2 separate regions of the Homo sapiens genome follow, and region 2 is linked to region 1. Evidence: read pairs that join two places in POLR2A ChIA-PET (ENCODE). Cell type or tissue: OCI-LY7. All regions are shown on one strand. Each heading gives the region's core, and the rest is flanking DNA. Links, peaks and the distances in the headings are about the cores only. Region 1 overlaps TSHZ2 (teashirt zinc finger homeobox 2). Region 2 overlaps TSHZ2 (teashirt zinc finger homeobox 2).

The links. Peaks named below come from ENCODE experiments on the same cell type or tissue, not always from the same donor. Only the 100,000 strongest peaks of a DNase experiment are listed, where the experiment ranks them.
Region 2: POLR2A ChIA-PET joins it to region 1 with 5 read pairs; 2 of 35 experiments call an interaction of 5 or more read pairs at or near these places.

What each region holds. Positions count from the first base shown.
Region 1 is chr20:53,155,641-53,161,024 of GRCh38, forward strand. The region is part of intron 1 of TSHZ2 (teashirt zinc finger homeobox 2); the gene reads left to right. Among named protein-coding and RNA genes, the nearest start is that of TSHZ2, 190 kb to the left of the region's middle. RefSeq lists a silencer at 1,780-1,899. In OCI-LY7, for the core only: CTCF peaks have their summits at 2,588 (motif pointing right) and 2,795; DNase peaks (open chromatin) are centred at 1,981 and 2,551; H3K4me3 peaks cover 948 bases; H3K27ac peaks cover 1,776 bases.
Region 2 is chr20:53,030,568-53,035,951 of GRCh38, forward strand. The region is part of intron 1 of TSHZ2 (teashirt zinc finger homeobox 2); the gene reads left to right. Among named protein-coding and RNA genes, the nearest start is that of TSHZ2, 61 kb to the left of the region's middle. In OCI-LY7, for the core only: no CTCF peak of the experiment used is centred there; a DNase peak (open chromatin) is centred at 4,554; H3K27ac peaks cover 748 bases.

The DNA of each region.
Region 1 (5,384 bases), core at 303-5,302:
TTGGGAAGACCCACTCTGAAAATGACTTCACTTTTTAGGACCTGGGCCCAGGAAAAATTACAAAAGGTTTTAAAACCCCGCTTACTAGGGAATTTTGCACATTTCATTTCAGGAGATGGGTTACCTGGTAGATCTCAATGTTGTGATAGACTCTACATTGGCCTCAAAAGACAATTAAGACATGATCCTGTTTTAAGTTAATGAGAAAACATTCCATCACTGGCTGTCTGGGTCACAAACTTGTAGCCTACAAGACAATACCACCCCTGGATGTTTCTCTAATATTTTTTAAAACTTTAATTAGGTATTGGCTAATTAAATATAAGGAGGTTTTACATATGTCTCTAAATGCCTGTTTCTTTTCAGAAGTTAGAAACCTGACCCCAAGAGTCTCATTTTCTCCTGGGAACAAGGGGCTGCAGCTGAGAGTGTGCAAGCTCTCCAGCTTGCCACAGTCCTCACCATTCTCTGTTGTCTCTAATTAGCCAGACCCACGTATCCTTTACCATTTTTATTGTTCTTGCACTCTAAATTTCATCATGGTAATGTTTCTTTTTACCCATATCTCTATCAGCAATGGGCCAAAAAAGCTAGTTGAAGAGGGTCAGTGAATTTTAAGCAAAATTTAAGAAAACATATGTCTCTGTGGAAGAAAAGAATCTTCCTACACTTATATACACAAAATGATGGTGTCTGCCTGGAAGGATGGCAACTCAGTGGGCCTTCTTTGGTTATCTTATTGGCTTGGGTCACATGGGCACTTGGGTTTGCAGTCCTGAGAACCCTATCCTTTTACATTCAAGTCACACATTCCAGAAGGAGAGCACTTTTGTATGCACCATCTCACTTAAACCTCATAATGACCTTGTGAAACAAGCAGAGCAAAGCTTATCACTCTTTAACCTAAGAAGAAGCTCAAACCAGTTCAGTGATTTTCCCAAGGTTACCCATCCAGCAAATGTCAGGACTAAAACCCAGATCTCATCATGAAGGGCAAACTCCCATGATTCAGAGACGACTGAGGCTTGTGTAGCCCAGAAAGAAAAGAATTGCTCAAGTTTGTCCTACATTTCAGGATGAAAGACCAAATGTCGTGATTTCTACACTGTGCTGAATTAATACTTTTTCTTAATTTTTTTTCTGGCCTACTTCATTTCCCCAATAGGTTATATTCTAAAGGCAGTCAAAGATTATAAGATAACGTTTCTGTAGGTAGGGGGAAATAAGAGCTGTTGAAATGACCTGAGTGTCATCTCTATCTCTGGGGACAGATACCATCTCACGACTTCTATCTGCCTAAGAGAAGTTAAGCAAGAAGGTGCAGAGCTTTATTAAGCAGAGAAACATTAGACCTTTCAGCTGCTTGTGCCATCTAATTACCTGTGACTCCTGGCATCACATGCAAGCTTTATTACTGCATGTGTGAAAACTGCAAGTCCTGCTTTCGTATCTGCCCTTTGAAACTCCTCCAAACATCTACCTCTACTCAATTTTCAGTACAGCTAGAATCTTACCCTCTATGAGCAAAGAAGCTAATTTCTCAATTATGCTTGAAATTTAGTAATTCTAGGAACAATTTTTTTTAGAGCTTAGATCCTTATGGGCGTAAAACACTCTGATTGTGTTTAAGGATTCTACCTTTTATCAGTGTCTCCAGTGGGTTTGAACAGAATTACTTCCTTTGGCAGTTTTCTGGAACTCTCTATAAATTCATTTTACTAATGTTCTGTTGAACAAACCTGTTCTATCCTCCAACATTGAGTTGGTTTTTTTTTTTTTTTTTAGAGACAGGATCTTGCTCTGTTGTCCAGGCTGGAGTGCAGTGGCATGATTGTAGCTCACTGCAGTCTGAAACTCCTGGGCTCAAGCAATCCTCATGCTTTAGCCTTCTGAGTAACTAAGACTACAGGTGCGCACTACCATGCCACGCCCCGAATTGGTATTTTTAAAGAAAGTATTCTCATCATGAAAATTTCTGCTTTGCTATAGGAAGCACTAGATAAAGTTGTTTGGTTAACACCAAGTGAAACTAGTGTTATGTATAGTAATGCATCTCAACATATTTACTCTATTTGATAATGAAACTGATTTACTTCTGCTTTTAGAGAGAGGGAGAGATGAATGGATGGTTCCTTGAGTGTTCTTCATGTATTTATTTATTTATTCAACTCACATACATTAAATACCTACTTTATGTTTCCTAGGCATTTGGGGGTCGCAATAAAGAGTAGTAAAGGTTCCTGACCTCAAGAAGGTTATACTCTAAAGGGAAAGAGTGGTGGGCAGTCACAGCCACAAACCAATGAATTTCAGGTAGTGAACACTGTCATACAGAGAGAAACTGAGAAATTTGAGTGGGGGATTGTGAATTGCTGCTGCCTTGGGTGGATTAGTCAAGGAAGATCTCATTTGAGGAGGCGATATTTGAACAAGATCTGAATGAAGTGAGGAAGGAAGCTGTGGGGCCGTGGAGGGAACAGTGTCCCAGGTGGAAGAAAACAGCCAAGACCCGGAAGTCACCATGGGCTTTAGAGACAGCAAGGAGACCCGGATGTCTGGAGCCGAATGAGGAAGGCAAAAGTGGAAGAGGCCACCAGGGGGCAGACTGTGCAGAACCTATGGGACTTCATAAGGACTTTGGATTTCACTGGAAGAGTAATGGATGAGGCTAGAAGGTTTGGGGCAGGAGAAAAGCATCATCTGACTTACCTGTGAGCAGGTTGACTGCACACCGGTGGATGGACCGTGGTGGGGGTGAGCTGGGAGCAGGCAGGCAGGACAGGGCTGTGGCAGTCGGTAGTGGCTGTGGCTGGGCTGATAGTGGTGGGCTGATAGTGGTGGAGGTTGTGAGAAATGGTTGGATTGTGGGTTAATTTTTGAAGTTTGAGCCTATCAGTGGGAGAACAGGACACTAAGAAGGACAGAGTAAGTGGCGTGTCCTTTAAATGAGATGATCTCAATATCCCCAGAAAGTGGCTCCTGTTTTTACTCTATCAACATCCATTTCCAAGACCCTGCCTCATTGCCTGTCAGAGTGTCGGGCCCTGGAACGCTCCAGCTGTGATAATGTCGTGGCCCTCAAGGACCACCCCCTCCCCAACCATGGAGGGACAAGCTAAATCCCTCCTTCATCACCACCGCCTGTTCCAGGCCACCATGGGTGCACACCCAGACTTCCTGTAGTAGTTTCTCCCATGGCCTCCCTGGCTGGTCTTTGCCTCACCTGCCCACTTTGCACACAAAAGCCACAACAATCTTTCTTTAAACCTTAAAACATTCTTTACATTGACTCTCCCTCTTTTCCTTCATTACATTTATTTTTAAAAGAAATTTTATTTCATAACTATACAGGGAAAATTAGCAGAACTGACGACAGATAGAAAGTAAACATGAAAACAAATACGATAGGTACAAAACAAGGTTGTCGAATTCCAGCTCATTTATTTGACAGCCTCTTACCCTCACAACCATGCTTTGTTATGACCATTATCTCATTTTAATCCTAAGTAAACTGAGTCCCAGAGAGATCAATTGATGTGCCAAAGTTCATAAAGCAAGGCAGGGAATGTACCACCCTAGTTTCCAGAGTTAAATGCCAGGCTGAGCCTGTGTTTTTGTCTTTTCCTCATCCTCTATAGTGGAGTCAGCAAAGTACAGCTCATGGGCCAAGTCCAGCCCAACATCTGTTTTTGGAAATAAAGTTTTATTGGCACACAGCCACTCTTATTTGTTGACGTATTGTCTGTGGCAGCTTCTGTACTATAATGGCAGAATTGAGTAGGTGCTACAGAGACCATGTGACCCTCAAAGCCTGAAATATTTATTATCAGGCCCTTTATAGAAAAAGTTTGCCAACCCATGTTCTAGATAGAAAAAAAAATGAAGTACATCAAAGAGAATAAGTTATAGTTCATGGAACACACATAATGTCTATTCTTCCCATGACTGCAACAAAATGTCAGTTAAAGAGAAATAAATGTTTTTTCAATGAATGATTTAAAAAACAGGAGTTAAAAAAAAAAAACAGGAAAACACTTAAGTGACCAAAGTCAATAAGTTTTCTATTGTTCAAAATAGGAATTGCTCTTATGACTTTATTCTTTCAGTTGATTCTGACAGTAAATTTATTCATTCATTTTTTTCATTCATTTGACAAATATTTATTTAATGTCTATACCATACTAAGCCAGTACCTGTAATAGCAACAGCATGTTCCATGCTGAGCAAATCTGACATTTTTCTTGCCTGAACATTGCTCACCTCTGGTGATAGACACAGTTGTTAGTCAAATAATTATAAAATTTGACTAGTCAGGGAAGTTGGAGGAGGCTTTCCTGAGGACGTTGTGTTTGAGGTAGGAGCTGAATGATGAGCAGGTGAAGAGGAGAGGGAAGTCCATCATCCCAGAAGGGAGGGTCCACATATGAAAAGGCCCAGTGGTAGGAGGGCACATAGTAGGCCCTAGGAAATTCAAAGCAAGATGCCTGTATGTCTGAAGAACAGAATGCAGGAGGGGCACATGGGAGAGAGGAGATTGGGGAGGCAGGTATCTCTGACCATACTGGGCTAAGAATTTCATGTTAAAGAGTTATTCTCCATCCTAAGAAAATGGAAAACATTGAAAGGGCTAAAGGGGGTGGTAGTTTTTTATGGGATGATCTTTCACCTTCATGGGTTCAGGAGTCCACATCAAATCCCTTATGGCTATGCCGAGTCTAATCCCTAGTCGTGCAAAGTATCTCTTCTCTGTGTTCCATAATCATCTGTTGTTCAGTTCAGGCATTTACAGTATTGCTGGAGCCAAGTAAAGCATGCACAAGTGCAGTAATAAGACAGACATTTTCAGGGCCGGGGGCAGTGGCTCATGCCTGTAATTCCAGCACTTTGGGAGGCTGAGGTAGACAGATCACTTGAGACCAGGAGTTCAAGACCAGCCTGACCAACATGACAAAACCCTGTCCCTACTAAAAATACAAAAATTAACTTGGCATGGTGGTGCACACCTAAGGCATGAGAATCTCTTAAACCCGGGAGGTGGAGGTTGCAGTGAGCTGAGATTGTGCCACTGCACTGCAGCCTGGGTGACAGGGCAAGACTCTGTCTCCAAAAAAAAAAAAAAAAAAGACATTTCAGTTTGCCCTTTCTAGATGAACCATGTGGCAAACTACACCTCTGGAAACATTTTTCTTTTGCTCACCATAGGCCCATCTTCTTTGAATGTACATCTTCATCTATATATTCCCTACTCTTAATCTATTTCTTTATAAGGTGCTAATAGGCCAGGTGAAAATTTCCACTAATCTATTAATAAAAGCAGACCAGTGATAGGCTTTAAGAATAAAGTCATGATAAAGTTAGCAAATACAGAGGGGAAAGAAACAGCA
Region 2 (5,384 bases), core at 231-5,230, 130 kb before region 1:
TTCTGATGAGATATAGATGGAGATATTCTTAAATAGGTTACAGTATGTGAAGTTTCTGAAGTCAATGGCCATTGTGTCTCTGAAATAAAAATACCTTTGTTTCTTCTGGCTATAAAAGGAATACACATACATTGTAAAGTGTGGAAAGAAATTTAAAATCACCCACAGATATCACCACTGGTAATATTTGGACTACAGCCTTTCAAAAGCTTTTTCACATAGAGATGCGTAATGTAAACATTATAATCATATAGAGGATAGCGTAATCCAGTAGAGTTTTACAATCTTTTTTTTCCTGAGTACTTAAGGAGAATATCTTTTTCCATCAACAGATAAAGAAACACGTAAAAATTTTAAATGGTGATAAATATTCCATTGTATGGATAGGACATATTTATTTAACCTATTAACTTCGCCTTATTGCTGAATGTGGGCTTTATTTTTTTTAAAATTTCTTTCTATTCTAAACAACACTGAGATGAACATCCTTCTATTTGCATCTTTGCACACTTGTCTATTTTTCTTTTTGGGATAGCATCCCAGAAGTAGAATTGCCAAAATTATGCCTGTTTAATGCTTTTGCTACTTATTGCCAAATCACCCTAGAAAGGATAATTTATTGACTTGCACATAAAGGGCTTGCTTAATGGGATTTGATATTCACAAGCTTTGAAGGTGCTATCGCAGCCTGTCATGTCTGGGGCCTGGAGGTCCTCTCTGATGTAAATCAAAACATTTGAGTTAACAACATTCAGCCTTGTCAGTCACCCACAAATTATAGGAGGCCTCCTCTGTCTTTGTCAATAACAAAAAAGGGAAAAATTACTCCAAAATGGCATAAAAATTAGGAACCAGACAAGTAGTCACCAAAAGAAGACAAGTGAGACAACAGTTGAAGAATTTCAGATTTGTAGTGGAGTGCAGCAAGTGAACAGGAATTGTCTGGGTTTATAGAGAAAGGCCTGTAGCATCTGACTCCTGCGTGCTTGGTGACAGGGTCAGTAGCACAGAGCTGGGCACAGAGAAGTCACTCACACAGACGGCAAGGGTGGAAAAGTGTATAGAGGGTTGAGGAGCTTCACTCTGTAGTGGGAGGGTATGATCCTCAACAGCAGCAGAATGTTAATTTCCTTAAGTCTTAAATCTTGCCCTGATATGGTATAGATTTTTCTCTGCAACTCTTTCATATTTTCAGCTCTTGCATTCTGTAGCACCACATGGGAGAATATGTTACTCAAGAGAAAATTTTTAGTGATGTGTGTTTTGTCTTCATTTCTGAAAATAGTCTCAGTTGTGGAAAGGCAAGTAATCCATGTGCAGCATGATTAGGGAAGGAAGGAAAGAAGGAAGGGAGGGAGGGAGGAGAGAGGAAAGGAAGAAAGGAAGGAAGGAAGATAGGAAGAGAGAAAGAAAGAAAGAAATTCAAAGCTTGAGTCTTTAAAATCTTTGCGTCTCTAAAAGAAAAGGATTTAGTTATGGGTCTGATGCATACAGCTGGTATTTCTAGCAACTAGTGTGGGCTTCTTTTTTCTGCTGCAATCTATTCATTCTGTGCATCTTACCACAAATTGCTCCAAGAGGAAACACAGCCTCCTTAGGAGGCTAAAGTCCAACGAACGTCAGATCCAGAACAACATTGCTTTGCGTCTCTATTTAACGTTAGAGCGGATGACTTTTTGACACGTTTATAGCTGACGAGTTCTATAGCCAGTCATGCAGGACGATTACGTTTGAACTAATTTGATGAATCAACTTGATGTTCTCCCATAGCCCCCATAACCTTCAGGAGCATATGTACCCAATTTTCAACTGGAAGTCAAAAAGAAGCTTTGAAATTTGGCTAATCCCATCATATCCGCAGGACCCGTCTGGTGGAATAATCTTGGGACATAAACTCTTGATTGATGCCAAAAATGGGAAGAACCACTTGGTAATATCATCAGGGCCATCAGTCAGGCCCTTGGTAGGTCTTGAGATAGGGTTTCAGAGGCCAGCGATTGTTTTGTGAGTTCTTGAATAATTTTGTGGTGAGGGAAGCAGAGTTCATTGTCAAAGCATTTGGGGGTCAGACCCCGGGGAAAAATCATTTCTCATTGTTGGATTCAGTTTGATGGGGATTTGTGAGAACCGATGAGGAGGCGTAAAGATTTCCTGAGTTACTTTTCCCCATGTCCTGATTTTTTTTTTTTTCCGACTCCTTTCTTGCCAGGAGGCCTGCTAGCATAGTCATTCAGAGCATGAGTGTGGGAGTAAGAATGCCTGGACATAAATCCTGCCCTTACCACACTCCCATCATTGCACAATACTGGGCCAGTCACTTCACTTCTCTGCAACTTGCCTTGCTCTGTGAAATGTAGATAATAATCGTTCATACCCATGGGGTTATACTGGAATTAAATATAACAGTATGTACAAAGGGACATAAACAGTGCCTGATATATAAGCTTTCAGATACTAGAAGCTATTGGCTATAGACTAGTGAATTTTGGTGACTTTCCATGCCCAGAAAGTTGATAGAACTTGATTAATCCAAACAGATTAAGTAAGTAGATGCTATGATTTGAATTCACAGCTGGTATTATTTTTTCCCCAAAATCGTTAGCAAAAAGACTATTGTGCCATCACATAGTAAAACTGATTCTTGCTATCGAGAATAGTCCTTTTCTACAGCTGAGAGTTACTAGTATGTGGAACCGGCTGAAAGCAGGTGGCTTGCTACATCATAAATTGGGTTGGCTGGGTACTTCATGTGTTCATTCCACCCATATTTATCGAGTTTTTCCTACTGCATGCCAGTGTCAATGTGTGATGTGAAAAGAGGAGAATATTTTGGGGAAAAGCGAACATAAGCTCTACCAGTGACTACCTATGTAAGCAAGTCACTTAATCACTCTGGGCCACAGTATCTTCATCATTAAATTGAGATAAGCATGATCCGCCTTCTAACGTCTCCTGCAAGGAGCAGATGGGATTGTATAATCCAAGGGCCTAGGTCAGTGGCTGGCACATAGAAGGTGCTCAATAATTGCTGTTTTTATGCCAGGAATTTGTTTTAGTCGCCCTCTGCATTGATTGATAAAAAGCTTTTTTTTTTTTTTTTTTTTTTTTTGGAGACAGGGTCTTGCTGTGTCACCCAGGCTGGAGTGCAGTGGTGTGATCTCGGCTCACTGCAACCTCCACCTCCCTGGTTCGAGCAATTTGCTTGCCTCAGCCTCCTGAGGAACTAGGACTGCAGGCATGCACCCCTAGGCCTGGATAATTTTTGTATTTTTGGTGGAGACAGGATTTCACCACGTCGGCCAGGTTAGTCTCGAACTCCTGACCGCAGGTGATCCTCCCACCTTGGCCTCCTAAAGTGCTGGGATTGCAGGCATGAGCCACCGTGCCCTGCCAAAAGCCACTTTTTAAATAGTAAGAGGATTTTGGCAGCCTTATAGACTCAGATATCTGGAGAGCGTAGCACAGGACATAGGACATATTATATTCTCGATAAATACTTCTCGAATGAATCAATGAGTAAATGACTAGCTTGAGCTTACTATATTAATAATACACTGTTTACTAGTAAATCAACACGTGGGAAACAATAGACAGAGACTTGTGGGAGCATGGACTTTGAAGTCAGAACTGGGTACAAATCAGGCTTGGAAACACTAGCTAGATGCCCCCTTGGACAGGTTACTTAATTTCTCTGAGGCTCAGTTTTCTCATTTACAAGTTATTTGTAATAACAGCTGCATTAAAGGGTTGTTGGCTTATATATATTATCAATAGCTTTTATTATAGTGCTGCAAAATAAGGTGTCTGCCCCATAGAGGTATTGAAAATCTACTCACTGGGCATCTACTTTGTGCCAGGCACTGGGTACTGGGGATAAAGAGTGAGCAAGACAGACAAGATCCCTGGCTTCAGGGAGATGACGAACTGGTGGGCAGGCTGGACAATAAATAACCATGATGACTTTTGGTGAAATAGAATTTCCAAGAAGATAAAATAGAATAATGTGTTTGTGAGTCGGAAGTTATTTTACAGGAGGTAATCAAGAAAAGCTCCTTTGAGGAAGGAACATGAAAACAGTTACCAATGAGAAGAAGGACCCAAGCATGCCAGGATTTGAGGGCGAGGGCTTCCAGGTTGAGGGAACAGCAAGGGCAAAGGCCCTAAGGCAGAAATGTTTGCTCCAGGGTTCTTTTCACACCACAAACAATGAAGAGAATGGCCCATGGTAAAGTCCAAGATCCTCAAGAGCCCACTCCTGCAGGATCTTATAGGTCAGGATAAAATATTTGGATTTTATTCTGAGTGTGATGGAAACGATTGGCAGGGTTTTCACAGCTGGGTGGCAGAGTCTCACTTCCTTTTCAAGGTGGATTACTCCAGCAGCTGTGAAGATTATAGAGATCAGGATAGCAGGAAGGCAAGTAAGGAGACTCCTGTCTAGAAAGAGATAATTATCACTGGAACAAAGAGGATGGCAGTGGTGAGGGAGGCATGAACGACTTAGGACGTGGTTTGCAGGCAGCACCACAGGATGTAGTAGAGGTGAAGCAGAGAGAAGGCACCTGGCCTCTGTCAGCCCACACGACTACAAGCCTGGAAGCCTCAAGTTGCATTTCTTATTCTCTGGTTGCTTCTCCACTCTCCTCTGTGATTTGCTGCTGGGTGCCTTGATCTCCATAGCAATGAGTCCTCTTTTCTCCTGTGAGACTGATCTGGGGATCAGGAACCTCACCTCTGACTCCCAGTAGAGGTGAAATCAGCAGTGGTTCAAGGGAAAGAGGCAATGCAGCAGAGACTGATTTCTGGGATGAGGTTTTTTGTTTTTTTGTTTTTTAGTTTTTTAATTCAATATTTACATGGGTCCACTTAGTGTCATAAAAGGTTTTAAAGGAACTTGCTATAAAAACTCAAGAGGAAATTAAATGCAAACCAGTACACACCAGATGCAAGATAGGAATCAAGAAATATAGTGAATATTTCCTGTGGTATATTAATTAAAATATTATTTCCCCGTAGGAATATAATAGGATGCCATGATCTATTGATTTATTTATTCAACTAGAATTTGCCATATATGTCGCTCCAAGCTGGATATGAGGAAAGGGAGGTAGATAACAGTCCCTACTCTCAGGGAGCTTTCAGTTTAATGGGGAAGACAAGTATCAAAGAATCTCTATAAAAGAAAGCAGAGTTCATTGGTTTCATAGCAGAGAGTAGCTATTTGTGTAGCAGCGGAGTGTAGGTGACAGACACATTAGGATCACTTTTATACTACAAAGATTAGAAGTGCACATCAAACCATTAGCATCAGATAGATATTCCTGACTGAAGACCTATTCATAAGTGTATATTTTTTATACATATTTGTTAGAATATCAGTGATT